7 separate regions of the Mus musculus genome follow, and regions 1, 2, 3, 4, 5 and 7 are each linked to region 6. Evidence: chromatin loops called from intact Hi-C (ENCODE). Cell type or tissue: left cerebral cortex. All regions are shown on one strand. Region 1 overlaps Arhgef9 (CDC42 guanine nucleotide exchange factor (GEF) 9). Region 2 overlaps Amer1 (APC membrane recruitment 1). Region 3 has its middle 100 kb from the start of Amer1. Region 4 overlaps Arhgef9 (CDC42 guanine nucleotide exchange factor (GEF) 9). Region 5 overlaps Arhgef9 (CDC42 guanine nucleotide exchange factor (GEF) 9). Region 6 has its middle 9.8 kb from the start of Arhgef9. Region 7 has its middle 86 kb from the start of Amer1.

Region 1 (4,000 bases), 120 kb before region 6:
TTGACATTAGTAGTTGAAACAGAAAGGAAATTCATCACCATAAGACATGTTTCATAGAGAAAAGGGAAATGGAATCTGTGACCTTTCAATGATACTGAGGTTATAGATCTTTTTATATTAATGGAGGATTCAAGGAATCCAACTACCCTGGCAGTAGTTTTAATGCTAAGCCATCACGGGCCATTGGTACTTTCATAGGAAGAAGCCTCCAGTTCTGTAGCCATTTTTGAAAGGTGGCAAATGCTAGAAATATGAGGGTATTAGATGCTAACAAATAATACAGGGACAGCATGGAAGAACTCCTGCTTTAAAGTCTATTTTTCATTTTCTCTTTCAAGCTTTTGATATCAAATATACCAACTCTAAAGATTTTTAGAATACTTTTTCTTAGGGCGCTATAGTTTCGTATTTAATTTCACAATAGATTCCTACTTAATTATTATAAAAGGTCTGGGCTTATATCAAGGTCCAAATTTGTCTATAGAAATCTAATTCAGACTATTTGTTGAAAATATTGCACTTTCTTTGCTGAATTGTTCTGTCTTTGTCAAAAATAAGTCACACATATGCATGTAGGTCTATTTCTGAATTCTTTCTATTAAACTATCTGTAGTGCCTCAGTTAATGAACTATATGAGTGTTGAAATTAGATGAACTAGGTACTTCTTTTTCATTCTTATTTTTTCAAGATTGTTTTATTTATTCTAGAGAAATAATCTGATTTTCAACTGACCTTAAAGTCTATGAAGATGGGGGGCTATGTTTATGATTCTGACATTGTTTGTATTGATAAATTCAATTGGGTTGATGAATTGGAAATTAGCATTTAACCCCAAGAAGTTATATATAAATTCTGAAAACCAAGACAGCAGAAAGTAAACAAAGTAAAGTGAAAAGGCCTTTTTATCAGCCAGATAACTCTTCCCTCAGAAAAATAGATGGTTGATAATGAATGTCCCATGGTGTTACAAATAACATGTGAAGGGGACACTAGAACAATTACTTAACTAATGACATTTGCATGAGAGCTATCTTATCAGTTTTCCCTTCATTATTTCTAGAATTCACTCAGAATCCTAGAGCTAATGAAAGAGCAGAAGGCAAGGACTGAGGAAAGTGATGTCTTATTAAGATTATCCATTCCTCGGAACAGTAAAAATACTGTCAGTAAAAAATAGCTTCCAGTAATTGAGATGAGAGAATCAAATGAGCTCTTTTTTTCAAACAAGAGATATTACCATCATCAGGACCCTGAGATGAAGAGGGGAGAGCAGTGGTCTCAGAATCAAGATGACAGGTGAAAAATCACTTTACCTTGAATGTTTTCAGTTTCTTAACCTGGAACAGGGGCTAATAGTGCCATTTTCTTTGGGTTACTATAAAGATGAAATGAAAGAAATTAAGAAACTTGGTACTACGTAGACACTCTAGAAAGCGGAAGGGAGCTCCTTCTTTTTGCTCAACTGAGCACTTTAGTTTTGTTCTGATTCATGAAAAAGAAAAGAAAAACTATTTCAAATTTGAGCTGATTCTATTTGGATTTGAATTTTTCAAAGGCATTTCCATGTATGCCTCGGAGAAAGACTATTTTGTTCAATTTGAGGCTCTTCACTTTGGTTTGGGGCTACTGATTAGGTAAGCATTTTTAGACCACTGAAAGAAAGCTGAGAACAAATCCCTATATATTTATGTTTATTAAATAAATTATATACATGCATTATTGCCTGCCTCTCTCTAGATTATTCAAGAAATTTTTCTTATTTTGAAGTAAACACAAAAATACTTTTTGAATTTTGTTTTGTTTATGTAGCCAATAACGTAGATATGACCACCCCACATCCCTTACTCTCAAAAATCAAAACACTAAGAGCATTTGTTAGTTGTTATCAAGAATACCTGGGTAGCTGGAAACTATTTCAAGTGAACCTCAGTATAGAAAGGAGCCAAGGAATGTGAAAACACATACCCCATGGTTTCCCAGTCCCACACAGACAGTGAGTGGGTTTGGAGGAGTAAAGGCAGAAGTACCTTTCTGTTTAGAAGCTTTTCTCACAGTCATTGCAGCCTGTCTCTTCTGATTTTCAGAAATCTCAAAGCCTACAAGAGACAAAAAGGGAACTTTGTTACGAAAACCATGTATCTTCACACACCACAAAAAACGAGTATACCTTTCCTTCCAAAGCTATCTGACAAATATATCCAAAGGGGGAAAAAAAAAACTTCAAACAAAATGCTGGCAAAGATGTAGGGAAAGATGAACTCTTATTCACAGCTGAGCAAAACTTCGTAGAGTTGTTAAGAAAATCAATATGGAGGTTTCTGAAAATATTAAAAATAGAACTACCATATGATTGAAATTCCTGAGCACATCCCCAAAGAACTCCATATCCTACTACAGAAGCACATGCTCCTCCATGCTGATAGCTACTCTAGTCATAATAGGCAGGAAATGGAAACAGTTTAGCTGTCCACAAAATGATGGGTACACAACAAAAATATGGTATATGTGCACAATGGACTTTTACTTAGTTAAGTAAAACCAAAGTACAAAACTTGCAGAAAACATTTGATAGAAAATTATATTAAATCATGTAGCCCAGATTGAGAAAGACAAGTGTAGCAGATCTCTCTTATATGTGGAGCGTAGATTTTAATACAAGTGTGTGGGCATAAGTCATGAATTGGAGAAGGAACTGGGAGAAGGGTAAATGAAGTTTTGGGGAAGGGGAAAAGTAATAGAATATATGCTCTTTGAAAGCAGACAAGAGGTAGAAGAGAACAAGGGAGATGAGAGGATGGTGGTTTTTTTGTAATGGCAATCCATGATCATTTGCTATTTTTTTTTTTTGCTAATAGTTATTCCAAATGGATGAATGAATCATTAAGGTTTTGATTTATTCATTTCCATTGATTAGTGAGACTGATCACGTTTTCATGTATCTAGGGGGCCATTTGGAAGTCTCCTTTTGAAAAACATCTACTCATGTCTTTAATTCATATTTTAATTAGGTTACTTGCCGTCTTGTATTGAGTTGTTTCAGTTTCTTATAAATTCTGAAAATAAATACTGCTCTACAGCACTATCCTCTGAGCTAAACATCTGTCATCTTTATAAGTCCAGCTGTGTCTTCTTGCAAAATATTATCACAAGGGTATCTAGATTGTCTTCTTAACCAGGTGGATGTAGTTCTGTCCTAATTATATGTGGTCTCATGGATTCCAGGAGGTGCTACAGGCTGGTAAAGGCTAGAGAAAAAGGATCTATTTATGCAGCCATAGTGGGCACAGACCTTCCAGTTGGCTGCTTTAGGGTCACCTGTGTATCTGGCCATAAACCCTAATTCTTGCTCTATAAGTAAGCCTAATACACTCATTAGTTCTTTTGGGTGAAAGTTCTATAAAATTAAACTTTAGTTTGTGTCATTAGGAACTTAGAAGGAATGGGATATATATTATCAACTTTCCAATATGAACAGAATTCATGCAACAAATGTCACACTATACGTTATTAAGAGTTTTCTCCTAAAATGTAGCTATCTCATGCTTGTTTTTCTTTATTTTTTCTTTCTTTTTCTATAAAGTTTTTTTGAATTTGTATTTCAAAAAGATACTTGCATTTCCAGGTTTATTGAAAACTCTATTCATAATGTCAAGAATATGTGTTCAACCTAATTATCCATCAATGAACAGACACAGAAACTGAGACTATACTATTCAGCTGTATAAAAACATGAAATTCTGTCATTTTTTTATAAAATAGTAGGATTACATAAAGTAAGATAGGTCAGATGTAGAAAAGACAAACACTGTATAATCTTGTATCTTAAAGATTAACATCATATATGTGGGGAGCAGAGGGAGTAGAGAGAATTCAGAGAGGTCATTCAGTAGGTTCAATGATATAGTCAGATAAGAGGAATAAATTCTTTGTTCTGTGGCATAGTAAGATGAATAGAGTTAATAAAGCACTGTATATATCAAATAGTTAACAGATATAATT
Region 2 (4,000 bases), 270 kb after region 6:
AGCCTGGCAGCTTAAAACAAAAGCCTTGCAGGCTTTTTCTCCAGGTAGAAGGCCTCTTGCTGATGGACTGGCTCAACAAGTTTAAGGCCAGATCAGGACATGTTTACACAACAGTTTTGGGTCAATCAGCCATCTGGCCTTTCTTCAAACTGACCAATCCTAAATTAGTGAAGGAAGACCCTTCAGAAACTTACCAAGAAAAAAAAAAAAACAAAAAAAAAAACCAAAACACAACAACAACAACAACAACAACAAAAAGAAAAGCCAAATAAATAAAACGAAGCCCCTAAGGAGCCTCTGAGCTCTGGCTCCCTGAGTACCCCTCTATCTTGTGATGGGTCTTCCCCTGTGCATGCTTGCTGTGTGTATCTCTGTGTATGTTTCATACATGTCATACAAGCATTTCTTTACAAGCACTGTGTTGCTGTTTGCTCCTCTGTGCTGTGTTCCAGAATTTTCCCACTGCTAGCTGCATGTTCAAGATTTTTCCTGCCTTTAAATTATTTAACAGGCAGAGAAAACAAAGCTGATCAGGACCCCTAGACAGCAAAGGTTCTACAAGTAAACTCATGAGAAGATAAGCCTGCTGCTGTTTTCCTTATTTCTTTGGACTAGTGAAGCAGGGGTATTTCTTCCATACACTGAGTGCAAATATTACAGTTCTTGAGGTGCCAACTTTTCCCAAATACTTCCCTTCTCCAGATACTTCCAGCCCCCAGCAGGCTGCAAGCCTTAATCTCTTGACTGAGAGGAAAAAAAAAAGTGTTCCCAGAATGCAACTGCCACATAAACCCAGGCAGCTTTCACTTTTAAGGACTAGGCTAGTGGGAGGAGGGAGTAGTAGTTCATCAAATGTGCACTGACTGAGTGGTGCTTCCTGGAGACCTTGGGCACAACATAAAGGACTACCACAAAAGAGCAATAGGCTGTATCTCCTCAAATTGCTGTGTCTTGCTTGCTTTCTAGGCCACATCTATGACCATAGGGGGCTTAACTGCTAGTCCACACAAAAACCTGTGTAGCTGAGAGATGTGGGGGGTAAAAAGAGGCCTGAAGGATATTTCTCTAGCTTTTAGCAAATAAGTATTTAGGCCCAGGTGCTCCTCCCCAACCTATGAAATGCCAAAAGGAATCTTACAGTGTGAAATTTCCCTCTTGTGATAGCATGCCCCTCCCCACACCTCTACTTAGAACTTTAGAGGTAACCTGTTACCTACCTAACTTGTAGGATGCTTTCAATCTCTAAGACCCCATTTAAAAACCCTTTCAAAAACTCTATTATTGGGCTGGTGGTGGTACACCCCTTTAATCCTAGCATTCAACACAGGCAAATATCGATGAATTCAAAGGCACTGGCTTACAAAGCAAATTCCAGAACAGCTGGGACTACCTAGTGAAATCCTGTTTCAAAATAATAACAAAACCCCAAATTACCCCAATACAAATACCCCCAAACAATCAAACACCCTTCCATTCTTATCGCTGGTTCGAAGGTGCATCCACCACCCCCAACCCCTGACCCTGACCAGCCTTTGTTCAATGATCTAAAGATCTTCGCCTAAAAAGATTAGATCACCATTTCAAGGCTTGATGTTTGGCAGTTCCCACCACTGGGTCCTAAACTCTTTTGCACCTCTGAGTTATGCCACCTCCACCACTCACCCTGCCTGCCAGGCACTCCCTTTCATTTCTCATTCTGTCTATTCTTTCTCTACCAAACTCCTGTACTTCCCAGCTGCTTTCTAAATGCAGAGAGAGAGATCTCTCCATGGCACTTTGCCTGTAGGCTCATGAATCAGCAACCAAAAGTATGCAGAGCTCCAGGGTTTGAGCAGTCCAGACCCTGATAATAGAGGGAACTAATTATGACTTTCTTTTTGAATGTAGTAGCAACCCAATCCCTCTTTCCACCCACACTAGGTATATTATATCCATATCTGAGCCTTAGGCACGTTTACTTTATGTTTCATGGATTAAGGCAAACACAAGTTGGGAGGATAAAGGTCTTTTCTAAAGTTCTACAAAGACAGAAAGTCCTTCTGGAACATTCACTCATTAATTGCTTTATAAATCTAGGATCCTAGAGGGTTGTAGCTGAGGCCTAGGCTTTATTTACCCCTATGAGGGTTCTGAGAGAACCTAAATACCTATATAAGGGAAACAAAGCAGAGTCAGTGAAACTTAACTGTACAGGAGTTCCAAGAGGTCTGCTCATCTAGAAGCAGCCTGAAATGCCCCAAAGAGAAAGTTGGTTGAGAACTGAGGCCTGAAAGGGAGGGACTTGGACAAGTGTAGGATGAGAGTGTTTGAGTGTGGGAAAGGTGCTGGACTGAAGTCAAAGCAGGGCAGAGTCAGATGCTGGAAATAAAAGACCAGCTGCAAAGATGTGTTGAGGTCTGGTCAATTAGGTAGGGGTGAAAATAATGTGGTATCCCCAATCCTAGCTTGGGTGTATGTGTGTGTGTCTATATAGCTATATCTATAGATAGATAGATAGATAGATAGATAGATAGATAGATAGATAGATATCCCATGTTAACGTTACAAAGTAAGAGATTTATTTACTGGGTCTCAATGCCCCACTATAAAGCTGTCCAGCCTGCACAGTCCCTTAGTCAAATCCCCTCTCTTATTCTTCAGGAATGCCTTAATAGTCCAGAGTGGTGCACAGAGTAGGGCACTCGAAGGAATGGGCTTTGTTGGAATCTCCAATGGTAGGACAGAAAGTCCAACAATGCAGTGCCCGGAGACCAGTCCATACCAGTGTTGCTGAGGCAGGCCAGCCAGAGACGCAGAAGACATATGCGAACAGGGCTGTCTACACTTCTCTCAAGGCGAGTCCAGCGACAGGGAGGATGGTCCTGCTGTATTAGTCCCGCTGCCGCCTTTGCCTCCCATGGCTCATCTGGCAAGCTTAGCCCCTCAAAGGGGAGCTCAGGAGAAATCACGCCTTTGGGCGGTCACCAGTGTCAGAGGTGTCTGCAGCAGACAATGACAGCAGTCTGGCAGGCTGGGTATTTTAAGTAACTGAGAAGTTGTAGGATTTGTCTGCCTTATATATACTGTGTGTTCTTTACTACAACGACGGCCCCCTCCGCCTCTAGCAGGGAAATCCCCCCACAATATTGTGCCTATTGCTATTTTAAACCAAAGGCTGGAGAGAAAAAGAAAAAAAAACGCGCCCTATGCCCTACAAGGGAAAAGAGGCGCGTAGGGGGTGGGGGCGGCAACAAAGCGGCCTTGCAGCTCTAACCCAAGGGCCAGTAAGAGCTCCTGGTCCAGCCCGCCTGCAATGGGGGTGGGAGCCAAACGACAGACTGGAGGCCCAGGAGGGGGTGCGGCTGGTTGGGACCATAGGACCAAGGTTCCAGGATAAGTGGGAAGTTCAGAAACCCAACTGTGCTCCCTTGAGGAGGAACAGACTGTGGATATCTTAATCCACCCTAAAGCCAGTCTCAGTCTGGCCATAAGCGAGCGCGCCAGCTTCCTCTGCAGAGGAGAGACATAGGAGATGCACCGCAGAGGGGAGGGGCCACAGCAAGGCCTCGCGGGTGAGCAGCACCGGCCTAACAGCTGTTCCAGAAAATATACTACAAACAAAGATAAGGAGTTCCCGGCCTGCAAATGCGTTCTCCGGGTGCTGGCTAGCGGCGCCCTTCCCGGAACCACGCAACAGCACGTGTGGGCCCATCCCAGCCTCCCATTACAACCTAGAGGCGTAGCCCAGGATAGTCCGCCCGCCTTCCGGCCCTCCCACCCCACCCCCCAGCCACGGTCGCCCGGACCCTAAAGACTAACGGCCGCTGGGCCCTTCGCTGGACAGTACGCAAAGCGAGTTCAAAGAAAGACCAGCAAGAGGCTGGGACTCCGATCAGCCAGGCTCTGGAAACCCTAGTCCAGGAGACCAGAGCGGAGCACGCGGGGATGCACTAGACCTTCAGCAGGATGGCTCTTAGCTGTGTGCAATGCTTACCCTGCCAGGTCCAGCTCCCAGCGCTGT
Region 3 (4,000 bases), 170 kb after region 6:
CTTTATTTGGAAAATGAATTTGGAATTCTCACATTGGCATTCTCATATTGACAAATTTACAGATTATTCATCATGTAACAGTCTTAGAAGACATATTTCCAATTCAACTAGTTTATTGTTATTTCCATTATTATCATTTCACATTAGTTATAGGCACTTGTATAGTCATTAAACATTTTGAGCCTTCTACCCATGAAATCCAAATTATTACTCCCAAAAATTCAGATACAAAAACTGATGCTCAAAAGGGTAAATTTATTATTTATTCTAAATCTGACAAATATTAAGTAGCCGAGCCAACATTTTAATTCAAGTGTGTTTGACTTTAAGAGAGATGCCACTTTATCACATTGGGTTGTCAGGAAACAAAATCCACTGGCTTTCCTATTTATGTCAATAACCATTTGTTGACTGAGCAAGTGAGAGCCCAAGTGAATGAGAGACATACAGAATTGGTAGAGTGACATGGAAATAAGAAGGAACTTATTGACTAGTGGGCATTCATGTATGCTAGGAACTGGGATGGGACTATTCTTAAATTTGATTTTACTAAATCTTCACAATAATCCTGAGTGACAAATGTTATCCAGCATCCCATTTCCCAGATGGAAAATGGAAGATTACACATGTTCTACAAATTGCTCAAGGTAGCCGAGCAAAAATGTGGAGTTTGGTGTGTCCAACTCTAAAGCAAATTCTTTCCACTATACTGGCTTGTGCTAGAAACCTCTAGAATAGAAACCAAGAAAGAGCTTGGTAAGAGTACATGTGAACTATGATATAAAGGCAGCAACTGACTAGTACAAAATGAAGTGAAAGCCTCAGGCCTGAGCAAGTTGGAGGTAAATCAGATACTAACCATGATTTGGATGTGGTTCTTAGAGCCTGTTATCAGCTGGGTCAGAGATATAAAAGGAACTAAATGACAACTGGCTTCCCATTTGGGGTCCTGATGTCACCTTTCTTTTCAGAGATATATTTAACCCAAGTATCCGGTTTGGACCTCAAAATACAGAGCCGTGATGTGGGATCCACTTATATCCTAAAGGTGAGAGTGGCTGCAAAGGTGTGGTAAGACATGCACCAATCGCAGGAGTATGTTTTCCCACACTTGGTCTATAAATAAACATAAATCATCCCCCCACCCCATCCAGGATAGGGTATACTAACACTATCTCATCTGATCCTTACCCTGAGGGGGTTTTATCTGCTTCAAACAATCAGAGGCTGATGGTATCTAATACTTTCAAAAGACTCAAAACTTTCAGGGGTTCAGTCTCTTCCTAAAAGAGAGAAAAACAACAGACAAGTTTTGTTGCATTAGATCCTCCTATCCCACTTGATTTTCCAGAGCATGATACAATTGTATCTAGGCAGCTGATTTAAAAATATGGCTTATTTAATAATCAACACCTGCATTAATGTTACTGAAGGTAAGTTTGGGTGTAAATAACACTTTGTTTCTGAATACCTAAGATTCTGGTTGAGAAAGTAAAATAGCATTTGGACATGGTAGTAAAGTCAAGAGAAGTTTTTAGTTACAACTATTCTATGAACTGATGTCTGATCTTGGACAGATCTCAATCTCTTTCTGCACATATTACCTCATGCATACAATAAGAAAATCCCTCAAACTTTTAAACCCCTTGTAGTTCTGACAGAGAGTGACTACTATCCTGTCTTCATTATGCTTTGCTTTATGCCTTCACTATCTCTCATTTCTGAGGGAACTGTTACAGAAGATCCAAATGAGTAATTTCTTTGGTTCTTCTCTTCCTATAATACTAAGAAGAACTTAATATACTGAGCCAAAGCAGGCCATATGTTCCACATAAATGTACCTAAAAGAAGAGATGGGCGAAGGAGTATGTCCCAGGCAGTGACAAAGACTTCGAGATTGAGAGAATCTTTAGACCATGGAAAAGTGGGACCAGGGTTCCCAAAACTTTTATAAAATTTGGAAAATAATTTTACAAAATTATAAGCAAAATCAACATTCATAGAAATTACGCTGTAAAAAGGATTCAAGATGAGCTGGAATGTGCAAAAGGCCCAGGTACCTGCTATTCCTTCTAACTGTGGTATGAATTGTAAATGAAAAGAGCCTGACAAATGGCTGAGTCTGGAAGTACACCTTCTGAAATGCTGCAAAATAATTAAGGAGTTGAATGCAATGTTTCTGGATTTTAAATGATATAAATGAAACTTTTCTAATCCCTGAGTCTATCTGTGGTCAGTGGTCTCTAAAGGAAGACCTATAACATATAGTTATAGGTCTAAGTAAGACACAAAAGAGATAGGAATGTGATGACATCACAGGATGTTGAAACTATGGGATAGGTTGTTTTGAGGATAGCACATTGTATATATATAAGTGTAGGATAGAAAGTAGGAACTGGAGCATATGAGTCTTAGAACATACTAAGTACAGAGAAATGGGGGTACAGGTGAGTTTAGGGAAGAAAAGTATCTTAGTTTCTTTTCTTTTTAAATTTAATTTTATTATTTTTTTACTTACTCACTTTACATCCTGCTCACTGCCCCCCTCTTGGTCACCCCCTCCCACAATCCTTCCCCCCACCCTCCTCTCCCTTTCGTGATTGAGTGAGTGGGGCTCCCTGGATATCCCTCTTCCCTAGGACTTCAAGTCTCTCTGAGGCTAGGTGCTTCCTCTCCCACTGAGGCCAGACAAGGTAGCCCAGATAGAAGTACATATCCTACATATAGGCAACAGCTTTTGGGATAACCTTTGTTCCAGCTGTCCAGGACCCACATGAAGACCAAGCTGCACATCTGCTACATATGTGTGGTGAGGCCTAGCTCCAACCCATGTATTTTCTTTGGTTGGTAGTTCCGACTCTGAGAGCCCCAAGGGTCAGGGTTAGTTGACTCTGTTGGTTTTCCTGTGGAGTTTCTATCCCATTTGGAGCCTTCGATCTTTCCTCCAAGCTTCATCCACTGTTTGGCTGTGGGTGTCTGTATCTGTCTGAATCAGCTGCTGGGTGGAGCCTTAGTTTTCTAATTCTGTGAAAAAACACTATGACCATGGCAATTTATAGAAGAAAAAAGTTAATGGGAACTTAAAGCTGAAGAGTGTGGTCCATGACCATCTTAGAAGGTAGCATGGCAACAGGCAAGTAGGTAGGGCACAGCACTGAAGCAATAGCTGAGCTCTTATATGTGACCCATAAGAATGAGGGGAGCAGAAAGGGAAGGGAGGAGGGAGAGAAGGGAGGGAGGGTGGGAGAGACAGACAGAGAGAGGGGGGAAGAAGGAATAGCATGGGCTTTTGAAGCCTCAAAGACATCTCCAAGTGACACACCTTCTCCAGTAAGGCCATACCTTCTAATCCTTTTCAAACAGTTCAACTAACTCTGGACCGGACATTTAAATGTTTGAGTCTACGTGGGCCATTTTTATTCATATCACCACAGTCTTCTCTCTGTCTCTCATAGGCTCATAGACATATTCAAATGTATTTAGCTCAACTTCAAAAGTCCCCATGGTTTTTCAGTCTCAACACCATTTTTGTTTATTTATTTATTTATTGGATATTTTCTTTATTTACATTTCAAATGTTATCCCCTTTCCCAGTTCCCCCCTTCCGGAAACATCCTATCCCATCCCTCCTCCCCCTGCTTCTATGAGGGTGTTCCTCTACCCACCCACCCACCCACCCCAGCCTCCCTCCTCTCAATTCCCCTACACTGGGAACATAGTGAGGAACTATTAGACCAAAGAAAGACTAAAACCCAGCAGCAGTGTTAACTCTAAATGCTATAGCTACATATCTGATGTCAAAGGGCTTAGATAGCTCCTCTCTTTTGGCTTTGGCAATTGCAAAACACTTATTTCTTTTGAGCTATTTCCACTGTGTATATGCTGCTCTTCTTGGCAAGTATCCTATGGTTCTGCCATCTCCAAAATCTTGGAGTCTTCAGTGGAATCCCAACTTCACTCTTGTGGCTTAACCCTCTGGGCCTGAACACAGAAACACATA
Region 4 (4,000 bases), 59 kb before region 6:
CAAAACAGTCTATTTGTATTGCCCTTGGTTGCCTATCATAAATAAATGGCTAACATCCTATTGCTGAAAATAACATACACTCCAGTTGCAGGACATCAAGAAACTTTCTCCCTTATAGCTAGGTTTCATAATGGTGGAAAGTGTTATGAAGGCTGCTGGGGAAGAAAGGAGATCGATGGTTTTGATCAATGCTGCATGTTGCATGCTACAATAATGATCTTCCAGGCAAGATGCACACACTGACGCCATAGTGGCAAAATAGCTTAATTGGGTAACCAACCACTTTCTTAATTGGATTTGAGCATGCTCCACAGGGAATCATTTGTGCCTGGCACTGTAAACATGGTGAAAATTCATGGCTAGAGAATTTATAGGCTGTAGGCCAGAACTGATTAATAGCTTATTAGATGGCCATGTTGTAAAAATCCTCTACAATGTTTGTTATTATATCCATAGATTTGTGCTATTTTCAACCTTGGTCATAGAAGCTTCTGATTGTGGAGTGGTTAATGAAGAGACTCAAACTCTTCAAAATGCTGTATGTTCAGCCACAGATGGGACATCTACATTACCACTCCCACCACACACTCCAAGGCTCAGGAGATATCACAGAAGAGGGGCTGGAGAGGATATAAGAGCTGGAGAATGGGAAGAATTCAGCAAAAGGCTAGCCTGAGTTTACCACATACCTGTTATACACAGGAACTCATAGCAGCTCTGTTTACACACACAAGCTCAACAAAATTAAAAATTCCAGGATGGAGGGGGAGGGGCGTGCAATGCCCTATCAATAACAGTTGATAACTGCTAAGAGAAGGGAAAGTCACTTCTCTTCGGTGTGGGCAGAGTCATTTGAAGGTTGTCTATGCCTCACTGGCTGACTCCACACACATGCACATTTGGGCACCATTAACTGGAGTTAGGAGGTTATATAAAAAAAGACACTACTTTAGGAGAGATAGAAGATATGTCATGAAGGGTGTGGTGGAGGTTGGAGAGAGAGTGAGGCATGGATGAACATGACCAAGATACACTATAAATATATAAAAATATAGAAGGTTTCTATTTAAGCTATCAAATTTGAATACACTAAGTCCTGCCCTGTTTGTTGCTATGATGAAATCTATTTTTTTATGCTGAAAATCAATCTAACCCAAGTTACTCATCTTCTAGAAAATAGGCACTTTTTGACTGAGATTCAGAAAAAAAATTCTTAAAACACAACTTTGGATGATGACTTAGTGAAGCACTGGCTTTGAATCCTTGAATTCTCATCTTAGGAATCCTTGTCATGAGATAGGACATCATTACCTCTAGCCTGGGCTACAAATCTGCCCTTGCTAGTGGTATAAGGAATTGCTTAGAAACTAGTAGTTATGAAGATAGTTTTTAAAATATGACAGATTTAAAGAAAGTAGGAAAGCAATTACAAAAATACTTCCTTAAACCCTCCACTGACTATATAGAACAAGTTTTTCTCAGATGCTACCTCATAATTCTAGAGGCAGATGGTGTCAGCCTAAGGGATAATAATAACAACCTCGTGAGGCGTGTTTTGGGCTATGCCATCTATTTGCATAGGTAGGTCCACTAGGGTCTTACTCACTCTCATCTTGCAGAATGCTACAGATATCTCAAATCTGGCTTGTTAATGTCAAGTGTTCTCTTGCAACACTCTCCTTGTATTTTTACCCTTTGGTGTTCTTTATATAGGCTATGGTATTCTCTAATGGCTACCCAAGTCATACGATCCTTCCTCACCCCAACTTGAGCTGAATCACATCTCTTCCCACACTATCCTCTGTATTTTATGTGCTAGCTTTTGTGCAAAAAACTATAGAAGGGCTGGACTAATGGGAAGAATTTATAGGTTTGCTATTTTTAGCTCTGTTCCCTGATACATCTAATCTGTTCTTAGACTCCTATGTACTGCACTTGTCTACAATTTAGTTGCTTACAAATGAGGGTTAAGTGCTAAGGTACTGCTGCAGTAACATTATGTTTCCTTGTAAAAATCAAGTCACCAAAAAGAGCACACTACCCAATTACAGATGCAGCAGGCTCATTAGTCGCAATACTACTATGATTAACTTGAAAGCCTGGCATTATCAGCATGTTCAGACCTTTGGGTAATCCATGTCCTTGTGTAAGTGGCCGAATGAGAAAGAATATAATTTCTGTATGCTGAGGTAACCTTAGCAACATACATGTAGGAGCAGCAAGATGATTCAGATGGAATAACTTATTCAGATGATGAATAAAAACTGAAAGCTCAGAAGCCAGAAGATAGGAGAGGCTTGGAAGATCTGCTCTCAAACTCTAGACACTCGCATACAAAGATACGTTCTTTCTTTCTTTTTTCTTTTTCTTTTTCTTTTTCTTTTTTTTTTTTTCGAGACAGGGTTTCTCTGTGTAGCCCTGGCTGTCCAGGAACTCATTTTGTAGACCAGGCTGGCCTCAGAAATCCGTCTGCCTCTGCCTCCCAAGTGCTGGGATTAAAGGCGCGTGCCACCACTGCACAGCAGATAAATTATTTTTAAGTGGAGGGCATGAACAAGGGAAAATAAACACATTTCTGACATTAGCTTTAAAAGGTTGGTATATCAGCAGTACCATTGTTGAATGATACCTCTATGATAAGACTTTCCTGTCAGTACCTCCTTTGCATAATTTAGTTTCATTCTCATAACAAACGATTCAGATTGGTGCTGTTAATATCATTAGTTTACATATCATTGAAGCACAGAAAACACAAGCTCCCTGCTCAAAGACAAATATTATTAAATGAGAAATGTCTAATTCCAACAAAGAAAAATAATCTCTAGACCCAGTGGTCTTGGCCACATAGGCCCATTTCATGAGTAGAAACTCCAGAAAGGCAATGACATCAAGATGCAGGGAGCTAACTGTCAATAGTTGTGTAAGATTAGAGATAAGATGAATACTTGTAATGCAAAAGGCATTATGAGGGTATGAAGGCCAAACTGCATGGGCCAACTAATTCAGGCCTATTGCATTATCCAATTGAACCAAATCCAACTAAATGAAAAGTTAAGCCAGAACCCACTTTCTTTCTTTTTTTCATATATAAATATTCATTTATTTTTCCAATTAATTTTTATATGTACAATTTTTATTTATTTACATTTCAAATGCTATCCCCTTTCCTGGTTTCCCCTCTACAAACCCCTTATCCCATCCCCCCTTACCCTGCTTCTATGAGGGTGCTCCCTCCCCCACCTACTCAAGAATCTACTTTCTTAAACTAGGCATATGAGCAGTCACAAATAATGAATCAGTACAGAATATGATCACATAACAATACTTGTAGCTTCTCTTAGACAACTCGTAGGAACCAAAGTAAGGTTCATGGGTAATACTGAGGATTTTTATGCTATAAAAAGAAAATTCTGATCAGAATATGTTGGCGCATCGCTATAATCTGAGCAATATTAAGACTGAAACAGGAGGATCATAAGTTTAAGGTCAGCCTCGGTTACATAACTAACATCTCTCAAATAACATACTCCATTTAAATAAAGAAGGAAAAGAAAATATGAACATTCGATCTCCATGCATATTCAGAGGGTCAGAAATATTTGTAAAGGATTATGTACTATCATATAAATAACACTAAATGATCAACCCAAAGTGCTATTGGAGAGTGGTTCAACATAATTCTAATGATCTATAGGATCTTTGATGGGTCACATCCTATCTTGAAGCCTTTATTCCCTCACTTTAGATCTGTAACTGGGATGGCAAAGAGGAGAAATTCAAGGTTTGCATACTAGAGTAAAGGTTAGGTAATCCTCTGTGACAGGGAGAAGCAAAGGCAAGGTAACACTGGTGGACGGAGAGTGGCACATATATGCAATACCCAGATTCCCCAAATGTCTGCAGCAGCTTTCAAACCAACAACTCCAGGCTCTGCACAGTCCACAAGTATCTACATGTTCTTCTCTTTGAAAAGGAAGGGAGGACTATGGATCTGTTTTCT
Region 5 (4,000 bases), 110 kb before region 6:
CATTGCCCACACTGGTTTGCCCATTGCATTGTCCACTGAAGTTTCCTCTTCTCCAATAATTCCAGCTAGCTGTGTCATTTGAGAAATCTCAACCTCACCGTAGTAAATGAGTTAATAATCTTACCCAGCTACAGACCCCGCATGCTACAATCCTGATTTATCTGGTAAAATGCACACTTGCATGGTGGTATGACAGTTGGAGGGGCTAACTAACTGCATTCTGGTTAGATATGAGGATGCCACAGGAGAGACAGTATATGCTAGGTACCGTAAACCTGGTTTTGAATGGTTCTCAACATATTTCTGTCAATCTCAAATCCTCAGGCATGGAAATACAGGTATTGTTTAACTGTTTTTACAACCAATAACCATTATATACTTCTTTTTACTGCTATAATTATTATGCATGCAAATAAACTGAGAATACATATAGGTTCTAATCCATTGGGGACACCTGCCAGTAAGCTCAGACAGTTCTGTTGGATACTTGCAACACCAGTCTCACAGCAGAGGAAGAGATGAGTTGAACAGGGAAGGCTAATACTTTTTAGGCCTATTTCTTTTGACTATGTCCAAAATGTACAAGGTCAGTCTTGGCCCCAAGCACAGAGGGGTCCCATTAACTGATTTCAAAATTTCAGGAGCGTTTTGTGAGATACATGCTCAAAAACTGAGCAGTATCAGGATAATGTAACTAGGCAAAAGGGGGATAATATAGGAAAATATGTGGGTGTAATGCTTGAATTCTTCATTGCAGTTGCTATAATGACATATACAGATCTGGAAAGGCAGATATGGACAGCATACTTCAAGAGTGGCTACCTACCAACCTAAAATATTAACAACCTTGAATTCCCGATTCCTAGCCTTAGTCTAAAATTTCCTTCTCTCTTCTATCAAACTAGTGCTTCATGATCATTTTAAGTCTCAAAAGCATTCAGCATTTCCTAAAATTGGAAATATGTATACAGTCATGGGAATCCACTGCCAGTAACAATCTGAATATCCTATTGTTTATTTGAAACAAAGGAACAAAGACATATCCTATTTCTTTAGCAGAAGATTGGGAATTAGTGATGTGTTGCTAAAACTCTTGTGTTATTACATTTTTTCTATTTGTAGCTAATAAATGGTTTAATATGATTAGTGTTGAGATAAATGATCTAGAATAATCTACTGGCTCAGGAAGACCAATCAGAATAGGCCATGAATAACAGAGGCCAGTGAAAGAATATGAATAAAATACAAATATTTAAGTGTGAGTTCTAGATGTTTAACACATTAACTGTATGGCCTGGGCAAGCCACTTAGCTTCTCTCAACCTCAATTATTGCAACTTTAAAGTTAGAAAAGTTGATTTTGTTCCATGCTACAAGGCCAGCCTTGTCTAGTAAATGTAGCCTGGAGCTTTTATGCTCCTTCAAACTCCTTTTGGCAAACCTCAAGCTCTGATAAATCTCAAAAGCCTACTGCTTCTTGTAGCTTAAACTATCCAAGCAAGCTAAATATGAAGAGTTAAGTTCTATGAGTCAAAGAAAAGACAAAATCCAATATCTTCTATTTACATAGCCACTAACTTCAGAAATTTGACACATATTCAGGGTAGGAAAAGTACTTTCTAACCCACTCAAAATCACACATTTACTTGGGCTTACAATAATGTATCCTTTACTCTCCAAACAGTTCTCTCATTTCAATCTGTTTAACCTGCATGGTCAAAGTCATATATTCTCCCCCCCAAAGAAACCTTCTCTGATTATATATTCTAGCTGTTCTGCCCCTACATTGTCAAAATTCTAACACAGTGACAGCTCTTAAACTCTATTCACCTAGCACTTAACTATCATACCAATTATAGCTCTCAGTTTTGTTTGCTCATTGAGATTGTGCTCAGTAATGGGTCTTCTTTGAACTTGCAATACTCAGGGATTATCCACAGAAAGTTTATGGGGTCTTCTGAACATAGCAGGACAACAAGGCCTTTCTGAGTCCTGGGTGCTTGTGGTACTGTTGGTATCAAGCTTCTGACATGTCTGAGTGCCTTCACAGGGGTGTAGCAATAATATGCCCTAAACAGATAATATTTGGATCACAATTTCCCTGTTTAGTGGAGTTTACTGTTTCTAACAGGATACCAGCTTTTCTCCATTTCTCTTTTTTGTTTGTTCAAGGCAGGGGACAAAAAGTGTTAGTACTTCTCCAGGACTGTACAGCTTCTGGCCATAGCCTGTGACTCCAGCAAGGAACTACCCTAATCCCTGACATTACATAATTCAAACAGCTCTCAGATATTTCAACTTGATCCCGCTAGGTAATCCTAGGATTTAGCAAGACTTCACAGGACATTTTGTACAAATGACAGATGCTACAATCTGGAGTATAAAGCAGTTCAGGATTATAGCCTGACTCATGTATTTACCTCTACTACTTTAGAGGGGTCCTGACTACTCTTTCTCGGCCTAGAACATCGCAGTTTTCTATCCAAATCCTGGGGAATGCACATGGACAAGGGCAGGCTTGTTTTGGCCACTATTATATTCCAACATATACAGTACATGCTTAATAGTCAAAATAAAAATAACAATGACAACAGTAGCAATGAGGACACAAGCAGCATATACTCTATGCCAACTGCTATCCTAACAACTTTGCATTTGTCAACTTAATCACTGCTGACAAAAGTACTACAAGGTAGGTAGCTGCATCTAGTGATGAACTATAGACCGAGCGTACTGAATTTGGGATTAAATAGAGGAGCCAGGCTTTGGGTCTAAAACATCTGGCTCTCAAGTCTGTAACTTTCATTTAAAAATATGCTATATATTGCTTTAGAATAAAAATTGCTAAGTGAATGATTAGCAACATGACGTATATTGTAATCGTAGCAACTGCTAACATTTAGTAAATGCAACGGAACAACTGTATCTATACAGCCTCAGTTAAAGCTCATGATTCTCTTTAGATACCTATTTTTGTCAAATGAGGAATAATTATGAGCAGAGAAAACTTGTTTAAATTCAGACAAATTAGAAAAAATGGGTACCCACTAGTCTGGCTTATTACTCCACTACTTCCCAGTAGTTACCATGGTTCCCTATACAGCCTTTCTGAAATGCATTATATTGCTAGTTTAGTCAGACAGTGAAGAAAATGGATAAAATTAGATGAATAAAGACAACAGACAAATAAAAAGGAAAATAGATTTAAAAATACTGGGTCAACGTTAGACTGATTAATAAGAGATGATTAATAAGAGTCTAGTATCTACTTTTCCAGTTTAACTCCCTTGTCTATCTTATTTCTATTTTATTCCTTAAAGAAAATTCTTTATTTGTGTATGTATGTGCACCTGAATGTATGTATTGGAAACATGTGAGTGCATATGAATTTAGAGTCCAGAAAAGAACATTGAATTCCCTGGAACTAGGGTTAAGGGCAGTTGTGAGCCACCATGCTGGTGTTTGGAACTGAATGCCAGGTTCTCCACGGAGCAGTGTGTGCTCTTAACCACTAAGCCATCCCTCCACTCCCCTACCCCCACCTCTTATTGCTACTGTTGTATGTGAGCTGTTTAAAATGAATGGTTCTAGTTCCATCTATTTGCCTGTACAAACTTCTCGGAACAAAAGTCCTCTGTCCAGCATCATTACATGTAATTTAGTTTTTATTCCTCAGAATCCTGTGAAAGCAACAGAAATACAGTGCAGTGAAGATAGGGGACAATAGGACACATCGGAATAGGCACAGGTAAGAACTGTGAATGCAGAGAAAAGATTGCTTAGGACAATAATAGGGGTGTAGGAAAATTGGTAGATAATGGGAGAAAGAGGTCTATTTTGTTCCATGGTAAATAGTGAGAAGGAGAAAAAAACCTCAAAATAGGGAGAATTATTACCAAAACATCAAAATAATGGTATCAGGGAGAAAACAGAAAACATCTACAAAACTAAACTAATAGAGGAGCAGAGGCCAGTACATAGGATAAGAAGAAAGACAACAA
Region 6 (4,000 bases):
ATAATTTCAATGCTATATGTTAAGTGTTCCAAACAAAGTCAGATAATTAATGAAGTTGTTAATGATTAGAGTGTGAATTGTAGAATGAAGGAATAATCAATTGTTTCTTTCCAATGTTCCTAGATAGATAGAAATCTTCTCTATAATATATGTGAAGCAGTAGTGGGGCACGTGCTGGGCACCCATGGTACTGGGCTAAAATGTATTTTTATTGAACTATTCCCATTATTCTTAGAAGATGAAATTATTATCATTACTTTAAAGAGGGAGAAATTACAGCTAAGTGTTTGCATCATCTGGCCACAACCATATATGTAGGATATAGAAATAGGAGGACTGAAATTTGTTTTCTTTTTTTTTTTCTGAAATTTGTTTTCAAAGCTTACACTTTTTCTCCATTTCAGAGCAATGGCTCTCTCAAGTGTTGTAAGTAATCCATGAGGGTGTCAAACTCAAATCCCTCCTAAATACTTTCCCCTACACAACACTTTCCAGAAAGATAAACATAACATTTTCTTTATTATGTTTTAATTATTATCTATGTGCATATTTGTCTATATGTGTGTATGCTGACTTGTGTCCAGGTACCTGCAGAGGCCAGATGATATCAGATCCCTTGGAGCTTCAATTTATAGGGGAATGTGAGCCACTCAGGGTAGGTGCTGGGAACCTAACTTCAGTCATTTGCAAGAACAACAGTGCTCTAAATCACCAAACCATATCTCTAGCCCTTAACATGACCAGCCTTTCACTCTATATCCTTCAGACCATGTATTCAAGTATCAAGCTGGAAGTGAAAATGGGGAACAGAGTAGGTCTATCATCATTCTTATTTTAAACACTTATCTGTTTATTCTTCATTAGAAAGAACTCACCAAACAGTTGATGTTCAAAGGCATATCCACAATGCCTTGAGTAACTTATAGGAAAATGTAGATTAAAAAAAAGTGAAACTTTCACATACAAGTTCAATCTCTGTTTCTTGGTAGGTTTGTAACTTTAGACAAGTCTCTTCATGTCCTTATTTTTCAAAAAGCTCCTTTTCAGTTGTAGCTTAAAATAAAGCACTGATTGTTTTAAATCCTCAACAATTTGGCTGAAGGTGGAACAGGCTGGACTTGGTCCTGAGGTGGTTCCCTGGACATTAGATGATGAATTACTAGCTGTAGTTAAATAAGTAGATTGCCTATAATTAGACCATAGTGGGTAGACTTTTAGAGAGGAATCAAAGAAGGATAGTGAATCAGACTGTCTATGAATCCTTTTCTCCTGGATAGGTACAAGTTTAGCTCTCTCACCTCCTCAAAACTGCTCTACCCTGACCACATTCTCTAACACCGTATGTCACTTCCTAACTAACCCTTTAGCTTACTTTTCTCCTAAAAATTTTGTCGTGACCTGCACTATTACACAATTCTTTGCTTATAGATTTATTGTTTCCCTTTTATAGAATGGAAGCTCTGTGGAAGCAGAGACTATTTTTCTTAACTGCTCTACTCTAGGCTCCTAAAACAGTGTTTAGCACACAACAATAACATGTCTAATGCCTGCATAACCAAATGAACCCATGCCTAAATGGATAAAGGACAAAGTTCAGGACTCTTGACTCAAAGTAGGATATAGAAGATACTCATCATAGAAAGAAAGCATCAGCTGCAGCCTGTGAATACCAACCTTGGCTGCACAGCTAAGCCCAGCCCCTTTAAGGGCCTTGGATAGTAAGAACTCCACAAGGAACTAAAAGATCCAGCCTACTGGCTAAGAATTGAAGTACCCCTTCCGATTTCTGTTCCCTGGTGGCCACCGGGAGGTCTTTTTTCAGGAAATGCTTCCTATACCGCCCTCCTGTGGCCAACAGGCATGAATAAGCATGTGAATAAATACAGAAGAACTGCAATTTCCTCCTGTTCCTTTGCTTAGATCTATTTCAATCCTATTTCACATTTATTTTTGGACAATTTCAGTTCTATTTCAAACAAGCTTGTAGGCCAGGCCATCTGTCTCTACTCAGGGTACAGAGAAGACTTGCTAGGAAAGAATAGGAAAGATCCAAAAGGCTGTGCAGAGGAAGGGCAATGGTTCCCCTTAGGGTTATTATCTTTCTGGGGTAGTTAAAACCATATTTGCATCAATTCAAGATCGAGACAGACTATGAATGTGTTTGTTAGTATTATGACCCAGTGTTTAGTTTTGGAGCCTAAGCTCCTAAATAGTTACTTTCCTGGTTCCCATGACTCATTTGGAGAGCTACCACTCTAATTTTCACGCCTGAGTTTTATTTGCAAGCTTCATTTCAACTCTAGGTCACTGGATGGACATTCAGGACACTAAACACTCATCATCACATTAACTTTAGAATTTTCCTTGTAAGAAATACTAAACAAGAATTACATAAAAGAGGAAGAGTTGGGGTGAAGATGATCAACATAAGTTGTATGAAATTCTCAAAGAATTAATACAATTTAAAAAAAATAATTGTATATATAAGTGATTAGATAGGCATATTATATAAGTAAGCTGAAATTGGGTTATGAGGAGGAAACTTATTTCAGCTGGAGAATTTTTCAGGACCTGGGTTTGAAAATTTACATAGCTCAGTGAAGCCGGAGACAATTTTGCAGTGATATCTTGAGTGAAACTGTCAGGAGAAGGCTGGATACCACCAAAGCCTGGTAAAAAGACATTTGCAAGATAGTAGTTTATAGAGATCCATGAGCCCCCAGGTCACACTTCTGAAGCTCTCTGTAGACTGACAAGAAGAGTTCATACAATTTTAGTATGTTAAAGCAGCATGATACAGAATAGTATGTGTGATAAATGATCTTTTGGATAAAAAAGAGGAGGCATATGCTTACTCTGATTATATCTACATTTCAAAATTCTGAAGAGATACATAAAAAGCTATAAAGCTATTGGCCTACCCTATGGACCTACCCTATAGTAGGTGGAGAAACAATACCAACTTACTCATTCTTATAGATTGATTTTGTTTGACCATGCAAATATTATTTATTCAAAAGTTAAATAAGAAAAAATGTTAAATTTGCTGAGTAGCCTCCTCATGTCTCTTCCTAGCATAGCACTCTGTCTGTTTATCTAGCTCAATGATTCACTTAGTCAAGCTAGGAAGAAACCCTAGACTTAGAAGTGGTATATATTAATGGTTAAGAATACAAACTTTATGGCTTAGGAGATATCAGTTGGTAAAGTACTTATATCAAGGACTAAGGACCACAGTTCAATTCCCCAGCATGCATATAAAGATATCTGCAGTAGCGTGTATCTGAAAACCTTTCACTGGCAAGGCAGAGTCAGAAGGACCCATGAAGTTTGTTTACCAACTAGTATTCACGAATGGTTCATCTCCACGTTCAGTGAGAGAGTTTGTCTCAAAGAGGAAGATGGAGAGCTTAGCAGGTAAAAACCCAGCATTGATCTCTGGAGCCAATCATCTGAGAGTCAACCTTACCTCTATTTGTGGCTAATTATATGACCTTTAAGCAAGCTACTTAGTGTCCTTGGTTTGTATTTTGTTTGTCTTTTAATTAGAATTGTATACTATCTTAGTATTCTTTCTGTGCTTCATTCTAAGCAAGCACCACTCTTATGTCTCACCTGCAAATCAGGGGCATTATTGTGGTTGTTTGTCAGGGTTTAGTGATGGTATGCATGTGATGTAAAACACTTAAAAGAAATTTCTGACATATAAAACTGTAGCAAATCCTAGTAAATAATACTATTTAAGGATCTGAATACAATCTCTGCCCTCAACTCCTGGCAAATAATATATTCTCTGAGCTTCAATTTCCTTCTATAAATAGAGGACCCAAATAATACCTGCCAAAAAGATAATGACACAATGGATTTAAGCATGCTCTATAGAATGAAATCTATTCAGTTAGGGCTTTGTGCTAAATGAAGATTCCAGTTGCTCAAGGTTCTCCACTCCCGCCTACAGCTTTCAGAATGAGGTTACCACTAATGGACAAAGAACAGGCAA
Region 7 (4,000 bases), 180 kb after region 6:
AGGCCTCTGTACAAGGTCACTTTTCAGACAAGGCCAGCCAACTATGTTTATGAACACTCTCCAGACAAAGACACTCTCCAGACAGAGACAGAGACAGGTGTGGTGGTTTGAATATGCATAACCCAGGGAGTGGCACTTTTGGGAAGTGTGGTCTTGTTGGAGGAGGTCTGTCACTGTGAGGGTGAGCTTTGAAACCCTCCTCCCAAGCACATGGGAGCCAATCTTCTCCGAGCTGCCTTTGGAACAAGAGGTAGAAGTTTCAGCTCCTCCAGGGTCACTGTGGCTGCTGAAAGCTGCAGTTCCTGCCTTGATGATAATGGACTGAACCTCTGAACCTGTAAGCCAGCCCCAATTAAGTGTTCTCCTTTATAAGAGTTGCCTTGTTCATGGTGTCTCTTCATGGCAATGAAAACCTTAAGACAACAAGGAAGCCCTGCTAAGGGGAGTACCCCATTTTGTGCTGAGCTCAGAAAGCCATCTAGTCATGGGGAACTGCTACCTTAATAACAAGGTTCCCTAACACTTGGCCACAACTTCCACCCCATATTTACTGAGCATCACTCACACTACCATTAATATTACTTTCATTAAAGTGATATATTTTTTCCTTTACAAAAATTTAATTATATACCTACCTATAAAATATAAACCCTTAAATTGGCAGTCTTGTATAAGCTTCCCAAAATTAAAATAAATCTTGCTGAATTTTAAAGATCTTATTAACCAACCACGGCTTCAATTAATTTTACATGTTTACTCATTTAATCATAATTAAAATTAAATAACATAAAACAAAACAGTCCCCAGAAATTAGATTTGGGGTTTTGTTGTTTTTTTCAAAAAAATTGTTTATTTTATGAATATGTGTGTGCCTGCATGAGTTTATGTGCACCGTGTAAGAATGAATTCTTAACTGTTGAACCATTTCTCCAGACTCCAGAATTGATTTTTCATAATGAATGTTTTCAAAATTTTAGATGGAAATGATAAATGTTCTGAAATATCTACAGGAAGTTCTATAAATGAATGCATTAATTTTCTGTAGCAACATACATAAATATTCACATTAAATGGAATATAGACTCTTATAGTATCATGCCACTTCAGATATTAAGACCAAATTAAATTGGGGTTTTTCAAAGCATTGTGGATTTTTAGAGCTGTGAACAGATATTTCAGACTTTCTCCCATTTTACAAATGAAAAAAATTGAGGCATGGAAATGCTCAAGAAATTATTCAAAGCTTTATTTCTAAGAGGTTAGAGTGTTAAAAGTGAATCCAGGTAGCCTGGCTGAACTGGAACTCTTAATTTTGCCAGAGGATTCCCCACTTCCATTATCTAAGTTGTTCAACATTCTCAAACCTTTACTTTGTGTCTCTACTGTCTTTTTTAGGGTTTTTACCTTCCTCCACAAGATTTACCTATAGTCTACTCCTTCAAAAGTACATTTACAATTCTGGTCCCCATGTCAATATTAAAAGAGCCAGGAGGCCCACACAGTGTTTTGCTTCTACTTTTTCTCAAGTGACAAAAGGCTTGTATTTAACTCCTCCATTGCATTTTATCCCAGCATCCTTGTAAAGGCTGTATTTATTTTGTACTTAGGTGGCTTGGTCCCAAATAAGTATATGCTTGGGATGAATTTGGGCATCTTCTGAGTAGAAGAAAGAGTTCACTCCATGAATAAGAATACCTAGCCTGAGCATTTTAAGAAAAAAAAAGGGGGGGGGGTAATTGGAAGTAAAGATGCATTGGCTTATGAATAGATATGACAAAATTATCATAATGAAGGAGTAAGGTTTGCATATTTTTTAAATACAGTATAGAAAAAGATGAAGAGTGTCTTACAATGGGGGTAGGGAGGAGGCACATCAAAGTGACTTTATTCTTTTGGGGGGAAGGCTTGTGAGAAAAGAAAAGCTCAATGGGCTCAATAGATCTTGGGCGACTGAAAAATAAAATGACTATTAGGTAGGCAAGGATAAGGAAGGAACTCTTTGAATAATCTACTTAAAGTCCGAGGAATGGATTGGAGCAGTTTCCTATCACATAGCCTTTAACTGCAATAGTTTCAAAATAGCCCAGCAGTGCTATCCAATGGATAACTGTGGAACTGCAGGCCACAGAATCTAAAGTTCCACTTGACACTAGAAACTATTAAGCTTCCATGTAAAACCTCACACTGACCCTAAGAAAGGCAGTTTAATATTTCTTCCTGACATACTTTTCCTCAACCTTTCACTACAGCCAACCCCTCAGATATTCCTTCATCGGTTTTCAGGCTTCTTTAAAGCTCTTATCCAGGTTATTCATTCTTCTTAACTCCTCAATCCAAACTCTGCCTGTTCTTCTCTAAGTGTTTTTGTTTAGTTGGGTTGGGATTTTATTTTTTGATATATAATTCTCACATATTCTAGAATATCCTTGAGCTAAGTATGTACTTCAGTGTAGACCTAAACTCTTTATATCCTTGTATCTACCTCCCAGGGTCTAAACTCACAGGAATACACCACCATACCCGGCTTTTGAGTGTTTCTTAATGATGAAAGCACTGAACGAGAAGACAGGAAACCTAGATTGTATACTACTCTGTCTTGGTGATTTATTTACTTTATGATCTTGGGTTAGTCACTTCCCCTTGAGGCATATTACGTTTTAGGCTTCCAATAGAGATAGAGTGAAAATATCACAAAAGGTCATATGTGAGAGTTCTTTATAAATAATAAAACAATTCTACATAAATACAGGATACCTGAATGACACCACTTTCATAAAATGTCTCCTTGAATTACCTTAGACTAGAAAATCCTAACTACTCCACAAATTCTTTTGGCACAAATTTTGGTGTCATTTATTTGGTGTTTACACATACACATAGGTCTGAGTTAATTTAATTCTAGAGGAACTAAATGCTTTTTGGAACCTATGGACATATGTGGGTTGATATTTCTCCTCTGACACCGATGGCTCAATAGTTTTAAGAAGTTCATTTACTTTTAAATAAAGTCATATCATTAGTAAAAAACTAAATAATCATAAATACCTCACAGAGATGTTACAAAGAGATAAATACTTACTTAAATAATCTACTTAAGTGCCTTGTTATCATGAAAGAAGTCAAAGTAGTGGTTAGGACAGAGTTGATTTCTATAAACCTTCAGTGATACAACAAAGGCAAGTGACGCAATCTCAGTTCCTGAACTGATGAGTTCTAAGATGTGAGGAATAATTCAGACTCCAGTTTTGACCCAAGAGACCAGGGAACCCACAGAGCACTGCCTTTTAAAGCCATGTTACTCAACACGCCTGGATCAATGATTAACTAGGAGAGCCACAACTTGTTAATGTAAAGACAATAACAGCCCACAACACAAATCCCAACCCTAAAGGAACTCTATATACCGTGACCTATCTGCCCAAGGCTTAGGGATCATTTCAGAAGACCGGCAAAATAGTATAAGAGCTTGAGAGTCTAAATGACAAGAAAACAGCATCTTCTGGAGCCATTCACAACACTTAGCTTGTGGAAAGGATAAACAGTTTTCTCTGAGAGTGTAGCCACTTGTAAGTCAGCCACTTCTAGAGAAGACCATACATGGAAGAATATTTGGGTACCACAAATTGGTCTTGAAGGATTTTTGAAAATAAGGACTGGTAAGTTTGGGGAGAATTGGCTGGATGAATATGATCAAAACACATAGTTCAAACTCTCAAAGAAATAATAAAAATTTAAAAAATACTACCAAAATCTATGGTCTAAGGTAAAAGGGAAATCATTTTATGGGAGTAAAGTTTTCACTTTGAATGATATAATAGTTCTAAGAATGTTTAGTGACATGTTTACAACATTATAAATATATATAAATGCAAGTAAACTATAAACTTAAAATGGCTACATTGGAAAGTGTTATGCTATGTAAAATTTTACTCCCATAAAATTTTTATCAAAATTGTATTAAATTAAACTTATGTCTAAATGTATTAGGGCTTCTATGAAT

The links. A loop is a pair of places that touch in the nucleus more often than their neighbours do. Peaks named below come from ENCODE experiments on the same cell type or tissue, not always from the same donor. Only the 100,000 strongest peaks of a DNase experiment are listed, where the experiment ranks them.
Region 1: it touches region 6 in a loop (2.2-fold over the local background); 2 of 42 quality-filtered maps call a loop at or near these places.
Region 2: a loop joins it to region 6, with 4 times the contacts of the local background. A loop is called at or near these places in 4 of 42 quality-filtered maps.
Region 3: it touches region 6 in a loop (5-fold over the local background); 3 of 42 quality-filtered maps call a loop at or near these places.
Region 4: a loop joins it to region 6, with 3 times the contacts of the local background. A loop is called at or near these places in 2 of 42 quality-filtered maps.
Region 5: a loop joins it to region 6, with 3 times the contacts of the local background. A loop is called at or near these places in 4 of 42 quality-filtered maps.
Region 7: a loop joins it to region 6, with 4 times the contacts of the local background. A loop is called at or near these places in 3 of 42 quality-filtered maps.

What each region holds. Positions count from the first base shown.
Region 1 is chrX:95,052,915-95,056,914 of GRCm38, forward strand. It overlaps Arhgef9 (CDC42 guanine nucleotide exchange factor (GEF) 9), which reads right to left. Exons shown (of 10, transcript NM_001290385.1): 9 at 2,029-2,097. Among named protein-coding and RNA genes, the nearest start is that of Spin4, 28 kb to the left of the region's middle. In left cerebral cortex, no CTCF peak of the experiment used is centred here; no DNase peak of the experiment used is centred here.
Region 2 is chrX:95,440,685-95,444,684 of GRCm38, forward strand. It overlaps Amer1 (APC membrane recruitment 1), which reads right to left. Exons shown (of 2, transcript NM_175179.4): 1 at 3,974-4,000. Among named protein-coding and RNA genes, the nearest start is that of Amer1, 2.2 kb to the right of the region's middle. In left cerebral cortex, no CTCF peak of the experiment used is centred here; DNase peaks (open chromatin) are centred at 1,722, 3,036 and 3,590; H3K4me3 peaks cover 1,193 bases; H3K27ac peaks cover 684 bases.
Region 3 is chrX:95,342,546-95,346,545 of GRCm38, forward strand. No RefSeq gene overlaps it. Among named protein-coding and RNA genes, the nearest start is that of Amer1, 100 kb to the right of the region's middle. In left cerebral cortex, no CTCF peak of the experiment used is centred here; a DNase peak (open chromatin) is centred at 1,867.
Region 4 is chrX:95,115,777-95,119,776 of GRCm38, forward strand. All of the region lies in intron 2 of Arhgef9 (CDC42 guanine nucleotide exchange factor (GEF) 9), which reads right to left. Among named protein-coding and RNA genes, the nearest start is that of Arhgef9, 49 kb to the right of the region's middle. In left cerebral cortex, no CTCF peak of the experiment used is centred here; DNase peaks (open chromatin) are centred at 1,698 and 2,172.
Region 5 is chrX:95,060,842-95,064,841 of GRCm38, forward strand. All of the region lies in intron 7 of Arhgef9 (CDC42 guanine nucleotide exchange factor (GEF) 9), which reads right to left. Among named protein-coding and RNA genes, the nearest start is that of Spin4, 36 kb to the left of the region's middle. In left cerebral cortex, no CTCF peak of the experiment used is centred here; no DNase peak of the experiment used is centred here.
Region 6 is chrX:95,174,292-95,178,291 of GRCm38, forward strand. It overlaps a transcript of Arhgef9 not described here. Among named protein-coding and RNA genes, the nearest start is that of Arhgef9, 9.8 kb to the left of the region's middle. In left cerebral cortex, a CTCF peak has its summit at 1,838 (motif pointing left); a DNase peak (open chromatin) is centred at 1,906; H3K27ac peaks cover 730 bases.
Region 7 is chrX:95,357,155-95,361,154 of GRCm38, forward strand. No RefSeq gene overlaps it. Among named protein-coding and RNA genes, the nearest start is that of Amer1, 86 kb to the right of the region's middle. In left cerebral cortex, a CTCF peak has its summit at 2,097; a DNase peak (open chromatin) is centred at 2,095.